2 separate regions of the Homo sapiens genome follow, and region 1 is linked to region 2. Evidence: read pairs that join two places in POLR2A ChIA-PET (ENCODE). Cell type or tissue: PC-3. All regions are shown on one strand. Each heading gives the region's core, and the rest is flanking DNA. Links, peaks and the distances in the headings are about the cores only. Region 1 has its middle 13 kb from the start of F2RL1. Region 2 overlaps LOC124900191 (a long non-coding RNA gene).

Region 1 (4,392 bases), core at 197-4,196, 1.9 Mb before region 2:
GTCCTGCAGATGCTGTTCACTTTGACAGTTGGGAAGAGAAGCCAACATCTTTATAATAGTAACAAACTTTGGGCTAGGGCTCTCTCTTTATTACACATACATTCACCCCAAGCCTCTGCAGACAGCTCCCAGGTGTCTGGGGAGGCCAGAGAGGGGAGGCCGGCCCTCTGCCCACCAGCTCTCCCAAGAGTGTGGGACACCCTCTGCCCACTCTCACAAGAGTGTGGGAGACCAAGGACAAGGCGATACTTGGCCCACACCTGAAACTGGACAGAAACTCCTGACTCAGAGGCCAAGCCTTCGGCCAAGTCAATAAGAGCTGGGCCCCTGTGTGGTGAACACATCCTGTGTGGTGACGACAAGGAGAAGTCCAAGGGTCTGAGAATGGGAGCAGTGTCACGGCATTGCTGGTGGGGTTACTTCTCCAGCATTGTCGACTGTTAGTAGGTGTGACTTTTTACTTCTTGGATGCGTGGGAATGACTTTTTACTTCCTGGAGGCGTGAGGATGGAGCTCAGACCCTTTTCTGTGGTCTGAATCTGGGAATGGTTCGGGAGGTTCCCTTTGTCCATTTGTTCATAAGACAAATAGTTGGGTACTTACCACACGCTGTGCTAAGCACTGGATACGCAATTATAAGCAAACCCAGACCGAGCCTCTGCTCTCAGAGCTTTTATCTAGTCATGGAGATGCATTAATGAAATAATAACAGTAAAAGGTTTCTTTTTTTTTTTTTTTGAGACGGATTGTCACTCTTATTGCCCAATCTGGAGTGCAATGGCCCGATCTTGGCTCACTGCAACCTCCGCCTCCCGGGTTCAAGCGATCCTCCTGCCTCAGCCTCCCAAGTAGCTGGGACTACAGGCATGTGCCACCACGACCGGCTAATTTTGTATTCTTAGTAGAGATGGGGTTTCTCCATGTTGGTCAGGCTGGTCTCGAACTCCAGACCTCAGCTAATCTGCCCACCTCGGCCTCCCAAAGGGCTGGGATTACAGGCGTGAGCCACCACACCTGGCCACAATAATAGGTTTTAAAAACCTACTTTAATGAAACTGTGTGCCAGACCCTGTTTTAGGCACCCTACAAATATTAACTCCTGTTATTAGTATAATAATCTAAGAACTGCTAGATGCAGTGGCTCACTCCTGTAATCCCAGCACTTTGGGAGGCTGAGGCGGGTGGATTACCTGAGGTCAGGAGTTCAAGACCAGCCTGGGCAACATGGTGAAACCCCATCTCTACTAAAAATACAAAAATTAGCTGGGCGCGGTGGCATGTGCCTGTAATCCCAGTTACTTGGGAGGCTGAGGCAGGAGAATCGCTTGAGCCTGGGAGGTGGAGGTTGCAGTTAACCAAGATTATGCCATTGCACTCCAGCCTGGGTGACAGAGCAAGACTCTGTCTCAAAATAAAGAAAAAAAAAAAAAAACCTAAGAACTAGGTATGATTAATATCAACCCTGATTTACAGATAAAAAAAACTGAGGCACAGAGAGGCAAATTTGCCCAAGGTCACACAGCTCATAAACAATGGAGTTGAGATTCCAACCCAAGCAGTTTTGCCCAGGAGTCCCAGCTCTTAGCCAGTGTGGCTAAGTTGCCTTTGTTATTCTGTCCAACTCAGTTATTCTGATATAAAACTCCCTTTGAGGATGGAAATGACTGTCAATGGAAAAAAAAAACAACAAAAGCTTTTAAAGATTTAAAGTTAGTTTTATTCAGAAGTCTTACTGAGGGCTATAGACCAAGGCCTGTAGCCCAGGAGCAGTTCTATGAGACTGCTGGGGCACAGTATCTCAGCCCATGGCCCATATACAGGCGGTGGGGGTTCAATATGTTCAAAGTCACATGAGACTTGCTCAGAAGTTGCATTCAAGCAGAATCACATTGACGTTTCGGTGTAAGAGCACAACTGGTTATAGATTACAGAGGCATCATCACTGACCTTGTCAGAGGTTATCTTATGTGTAGGCAAAGACAAACACTGCGGTCATTTATCTTTTAAGGAATATAGTGACTCAGGCAAGAGATGTCCTGTTTTGTCTTCTAAGCATCTTTCCAGAGAGCTGTGTGTAGACACAGAGTCAGGAGCTTCGAGAAATTAAGCAAGCAGAAATGAGCAAACATGACTTCTTAACATTTGCTACTTTGTCTCATATGACTCACCAAGGAAGAAGGGATTTTAGCATCTGACAAGCCAGCTGTAGCTTTGAAGACTGTTTAGGGAGCCTGCTGGGCACTGAGTAATAAGCAATTTGCATCGCACTTCTGTAGTATCTTGCATCTTGGTTTCTCTTCCCATCCTCCTCTTCATAGCTCCCTCCTCTTTTGGCTCATCCACCGCTAACTTAGTCTTTGATGCTTTTACTTTGACCCCCAGGACTTTCCTGTTGGAGTGAGCAGGTCGGTTTTCTTTGAGCTGTGCAGCAGCAGTCTCCTTGGCTAAACTCAATCCAGCACAGGACCACTCCCAAGAAAGGAGCTGCTCAATATGGGCAGAGAGGTGGGGAGTGATGGGGGGTAGAGACTGAAAATCAGATGTTAAGAATAGAAGCAGGCCGGGTGCGGTGGCTCAAGCCTGTAATCCCAGCACTTTGGGAGGCCGAGGCGGGCGGATCACGAGGTCGGGAGATCGAGATCATCCTGGCTAACACGGCGAAACCCCGTCTCTACTAAAAATACAAAAAAATTAGCCGGGCGTGGTGGCGGGCGCCTGTAGTCCCAGCTACTCTGGAGGCTGAGGCAGGAGAATGGCGTGAACCCGGGAGGCGGAGCTTGCAGTGAGCCGAGATCGCACCACTGCACTTCAGCCTGGGCGATAGAGCAAGGCTCTGTCTCAAAAAAAAAAAAAAAAAAAAAAAAAAAAAAAAAAAAAAAAAGGAAAAGAAAAGAATAGAAGCATTAGCTGGGTGTTGTGGTGCATACCTCAAGGTTGAGGTGGGGGATTCACTTGAGTCCAGGATTTTGAGGCTGCAGTGGACTATAACATGCCACTATACTCTATTAAAAATAAAAAATAACAATTAAAAAAAAAAAGAATAGGAGTAGCTCTAGACCAAGGTTGTGTATCCTGGCCAATGAAATAGAGTCTTTACACAACCTGTCTTTTCCACAGGCTAAGTTCAGTGGGCCCCGAGCTATTCAAAACTCAACACTTTTGCAATAAAAATAAAAGTTCCTTTAGTACCTTCCACGTTACCAAGCCCATTTAGAGTTCTGATCTCCTTTGGCTTCAACAACAACCCTGGGAGGTATTCCTGGGAGAACACAGAGGTCTCCCAGTCTTCAAAGCTACACACTTCACTTGTCAGACACTAAAATTCCTCACTCTTTGGTGAGTCATTTGCATTTCTAAAGTGAGTTTCCTTTCAGAATAGCTGGGCTGAAATGTGGTTGTAAGTGACTGGGCATTAGAGCTGGCAGAACACAACAGAGACTGTATGCACTTTCAACTCCAGACTCTTCCACGACCTCTTTCTACCTCTCAGACGAGGTAGTGCCTGGCTGCAATTTTTCAAGAACCAAAACTTGAATGACTGCCATCATTAGGCTCTAAAGTCAAAAATTGGCCTGAATTCTCCCCCCAAAGAAATAAGCACCTAATATTTTTCTTCGTATGCTGAAAATTCAGGGAAGCTCTGATAACACAACCATTTAGCGTTACATGCAAGAAATGCTTCCACTTAAGGTCAAGAGTTTGGCATCTGCTTCCTGAAGCCCCTTCTGAATCATGTTATTTCTAACAAGAAGATATGAATTGTCTATATTTCATAAGATATAGTGAAGATTAAGTGAGAGTTGTTAGTCCATTCATTGTGTTCCCCATACCTGTTAAAATTTTTTCCTTCCAAAATTATTATGCTCTCTGTATTAGACCAATTATAGAAGCAGCTGAGGACTTGAGAAGTATTGTAAATAGAACAAATTTTGGCTTTAGCTGGGAAAGGAACAGAGATTCAGTCCCTTCTTATTGAGTCCAGAATTGGTGGTGGATCTGGATTCAGGAAATCAGGCAGATGTTGGAGCCATTTCACTCCCTGCCCCCACCCCTGGCCCAGCATACACAGCAAAGCTCCAAAGACCCAGGGTGCGTTCTGCAGGCAGTTCCTTCATATGCTAATGAACAGTTACAAAAGCTGAACAGCAGGACCAAACTGGTTTCTGTGGGCCCAAGCAGCTGGGAATTACTGCCCTACCCTTCTTCCCAGAGATTTCACAGACCCTCCTTCTTCCACATTCCCACCAGCTGTCCTTAAATTGCCAGGAACCCACCTGTTTTAACTCATCTCTCTCGGCCTGTGTGGCCCTCAGTTATCTTTCTTATCATATCCCGACACTCTGAGTTCTACAAGCCCCTCTGCCTCTGCTTCCTCTCCTTACCACCCCTTCT
Region 2 (4,392 bases), core at 122-4,121:
TTCAGCCTTCCCCCTAAGTCCCCAAAGTCCACTGTATCATTCTTACGCCTTTGCGTCCTCATAGCTTAGCTCCTACATAGTAGTGAGAAAACATGATGTTTGGTTTTCCATTTCTGAGTTACTTTACTTAGAATATTAGTCTCTAATCTCATCCAGATCACTGCAAATGCTGTTTAATTCATTCCTTTTTAAGGCTGCATAGTATTCCATGGTGTGTGTGTGTGTGTGTGTGTGTGTGTGTGTGTGTGTGTGTGTATGAGCAAATGCATTATCCAAAAGAAAATACATATTATATTTACACAACATAATCTTTCCTCCCTGAAAATTAAAAATCCCTTTTTCAAGCCCTTCCCACTGTTATTCAGAACGTATCATAGTGTTCTATTCTCTCTAGAATCAAGAAAGCCCCTTGGGACAAGTTAGATGCTCAGCAATGTCTACTGGCTCTGCAAGATCTCCTGAAGAATGAGACCTTCAAGACATAAGTGGGCGCATAGAAAAATAGAAAGGGCAGCTTGATCTCATATATATATATAAAATATGTAATCATGGTATATATATAAAATATATATATAATCATGGTATATATATACATAATATATATAATCATGGTTCCATGATTTTTGCTGAATTGTGCTGCTATAAACATGTGTGTGCAAGTGTCTTTTTTGAATAATGACTTGTTTTCCTCTGGGAAGCAGGATTGCTGGATCAAATGGTAGTTCTACTTTTAGTTATTTAAGGAATCGCCACACTGTTTTCCATAGCAGCTGTACTAGTTTACATTCCCACCAGCAGTGTAAAAGTGTTCCCTGTTTACCGCATCCATGCCGACATCTACTCTTTTTTGATTATGGCCATTCTGGCAGGACTGAGGTGGTACTGCATTGTGATTTTGATTTGCATTTCCCTCATCATTAATGACATTGAGCATTTTTTCATGTTTGTTGGCCATTTGTATATTTTCTTTTGAGAATTGTCTATTCATGTCCTTAACCTACTTTTTGATGGTATTGTTTGTTTTTTTCTTACTCATTTGGTTGAGTTCACTGTGGATTCTTGATATTAGTCCTTTGTCAGATGTATAGATTTTGATGACTTTTCTCCCACTCTGTGGGTTGTCTGTTTACTCTGCTGACTGTTCCTTTTGCTGTGCAAAAGCTCTTCAGTTTAATTAGGTCCCAGCTATTTATCTTTGTTTTTATTGCATTTGCTTTTGGGTTCTTGGTCATGAAATCCTTGCCAAAGCCAAAGTCTAGAAGGGTTTTTCCAATGTTATCTTCTAGAATTTTTATAGTTTCAGGTCTTAGGTTTAAGTCTTTGATCCATCTTGAGTTGATTTTTGTATAAGGTGAGAGATTCTTATTCTCCTACATGTGGCTTGCCAATTGTCCCAGCACTATTTGCTGAAAAGGGTGTCCTTTCCCCATTTTGTTTTTGTTTGCTTGGTCGAAGATCAGTTGGCTGTATTTGGGTTCATTTCTGGGTTCTCTATTCTATTCCATTGGTCTATGTGCCTATATTTGCACCAGTACCATGCTGTTTTGGTGACTATGGCCTTATAGCATAGTTTGAAATCAGGTAGTGTGATGCCTCCAGATTTGTTCTTTTTGCTTAGTCTTGCTTAGGCTATGCGGGCTCTTTTTTGGTTCCATATGAATTTTAGAAGTGTTTTTTCTAATTCTGTGAAGAATGATAGTGGTATTTTGATGGGGATTGCATTGAATTTGTAGATTGCTTTTGGCAGTATGGTCATTTTCACAATATTGATTGTACCCATCATGAGCATGGGATGTGTTTCCATTTGTTCATGTCGTCTATGATTTCTTTCAGCAGTGTTTTGTAGTTTTCCTTGTGGAGGTTTTTGACTCCTTGGTTAGGTATATTCCTAAGTTTTTTTTTTGTTTGTTTGTTTTTTTCAGCTATTGTAAAAGGGGTTGAGCTCTTGATTTGATTCTCTGCTTAGTCATTGTTCATGTATAGAAGAGCTACTGATTCGTGTACGTTAATCTTGTATCTGGAAACTTTGATGAATTCTTTTATCAGTTCTAGGAGCTTTCTGGAGGAGTCTTTAGGGTTTTCAAAGTAAATGATCATATTGTCAGCTAACAGTGACAGTTTGACTTCCTCTTTACTGATTTGGAAGCCCTGTATTGGTTCATTGCTGTATACTCTAGCATTCACCATAAGTAACACCGTTATTTTTTCTGTTTGTTTCTGCCTTATTTTATTTTATTTTTTATTTTTTTGAGATGAAGTCTCTCTCTGTTGCCCAGGCTGGAGTGCAGTGGCATGATCTCGGCTCACTGCAACCTCCACCTCCCGGGTTCAAGCAATTCTGCTGCCTCAGCCTCCCGAGTAGCTGGGACTACAGGCACACACCACCACACCCGGCTAATTTTTTGTATTTTCAGTACAGATGGGGTATCATCATGTTGGCCAGGCTGGTCTCAAATTCCTGACCTCTAGCGATCCACCTGCCTTGGCCTTCCAAAGTGCTGGGATTACAGGATTACATTTCATGTACCCAGCCTACATGAAATATCCTTTCTGAGGGTTGAGCTTGGCACACAGACAGGGCCTGGTGAAATGGTGGGTGGGGACCGAGGGGCCTCACCACGGTGTCTTTTGATGGCCTGGCTTTCTTTGCTTTGATGTGCACCGGTTCTTCAGGCCTGGCTCAATGTAGTCCCCCTGGTTCATGTTTAGAAGGCAGACTTTCTCAGTGTCTCTGTCCAAACTCTAACAATCTAAACAGCATGGCTCTCCCATGGCTTTTCTTCTTTGAGGTGAGAAGGCCTGAACCATAGCCTTCTATTCTGGTCCAGACAGCTGTGGATGGCCAAGGCGGGGAGGATAGGCGGGTTCTCTGAGGAGGGGATGTGGGTGGGGAGTAACTGGTATCTCTGCTACAATTCCCTACAATCTCCCACTCTGTTCTGGTCTATCTGGGTAATGAGCAAATTTCTGCTCCTTATCATCTTAGACTTTTAATCTTAATAATTAACGCAATTATCTGCCAAACTACTTGTCAAACAGATTCTGTGAGAATTAGTGTCTAATTATTCTAACCTCTGGTTATTCACTCTAGAAAATGACAAGCTCTGGGAGTACCTTTGGGGTTAGGTTCTTTCAGGGCAAAGATCTTGATAGAAAGACAGAGCAAAGTCCTTTTGGGTGTGGTTCTGTGTGCAGGTCTAAATATAGTTGCTTAGAATGGGCCTCAGGAAAATCCTGAAAGTGGGTGAGGTTTCTGTGTCTTCTTCTGGAACCCCTCTCACGCTTCCTGGCAAGTTATCCTGAAGACTTCCATTTGTATAGAGCTTTACAGTTTGCCAATAACTTGACGTAGATTATCTCCTCTCCTACTCACAAATACCCTGAGGAAGGTATCATTACCATCATCATTTTATAGCTGAATTACTTTATCATTTTATAATCAAAGATACTGGGCTCATTCAACAAATATTTATAGAGTAAACCAGGTGTCAGGCCCAGTGGAAACACAACGATGAAAGAACAATACCCAGGTCCTCCCTTCAGGGAGGCCAGCAGAGAATACTAATCTCAAGCAGGAAGTGACAGCACAGCACTAGGCTAGGATGCCTCGTAGAAGGACCAATGATCCCAGAATGGAACAGCTTTCTGCAGGAGTCATTGCCTGATTTTTTATAGGACCATGGTTAGTAAGATAACAAGAGCTACAGGAAAAGCATTCTAGGCCATCCCGTTCATTCTTATTTGACCTCTCAAAAAGGAGATCTACCAATTCAAATGAATTTCCAATGGTGGCATATTGGATCTTAAAACCAAAAGAGGTCGTTGGAGCAGGCAGTGTGTGGGGTAGTGTGGGCCCAGACATGTCCTCCTGCAGTCCCCAGGTTGGCTATGCCTCCTTGCAGGGACTGCAGACCAGCCTCTGGGACACTTTGCTGAGTAGGCCTGACAACTGTGGCCTCCTCTTCTGAGGCAGAGCATGCAGTAACTCCTCATTCCTCCCCTCAATGAGAGATCTCATTACACCACATAGAGGGCAGCCCTTCTGGAAGTGACAACCAGGGAAACGGAGTCAAAGCTCTTCAACTGCAAAGGCGTAGTCTAATACACACAAGTACCAAGAAGTGTTACAGGTTGAGCATCCCTAATCCAGAAATCCAAAATCTAGAAAGCTCCAAAATCTAAACTTTTTAAAGTGCTGACATGATGCTTTGCTTTCTGATGGTTCAGGGTATACAAACTTCGTTTCATTTCCAAAAAATTTTTAAAATATTCTATAAACTTACATTCAGGTTGTATGTATAAGGCATATATGAAACATAAGTGAATTTCATGGTTAGACTTAGGTCCCATCTCCAAGATATCTCATTATGTATATGCAAAAATTCCGAAGTC

What was found. ChIA-PET counts read pairs that join two places held together with the same protein. Peaks named below come from ENCODE experiments on the same cell type or tissue, not always from the same donor. Only the 100,000 strongest peaks of a DNase experiment are listed, where the experiment ranks them.
Region 1: POLR2A ChIA-PET joins it to region 2 with 8 read pairs; 1 of 35 experiments calls an interaction of 5 or more read pairs at or near these places.

What each region holds. Positions count from the first base shown.
Region 1 is chr5:76,804,146-76,808,537 of GRCh38, forward strand. No RefSeq gene overlaps it. Among named protein-coding and RNA genes, the nearest start is that of F2RL1, 13 kb to the right of the region's middle. RefSeq lists enhancers at 1-789, 1,393-1,976, 1,977-2,558, 3,723-4,306. In PC-3, for the core only: no CTCF peak of the experiment used is centred there; DNase peaks (open chromatin) are centred at 386, 2,146 and 3,346; H3K27ac peaks cover 4,000 bases.
Region 2 is chr5:78,672,966-78,677,357 of GRCh38, forward strand. All of the region lies in intron 4 of LOC124900191 (a long non-coding RNA gene), which reads right to left. Among named protein-coding and RNA genes, the nearest start is that of LHFPL2, 26 kb to the left of the region's middle. In PC-3, for the core only: no CTCF peak of the experiment used is centred there; no DNase peak of the experiment used is centred there; H3K27ac peaks cover 1,375 bases.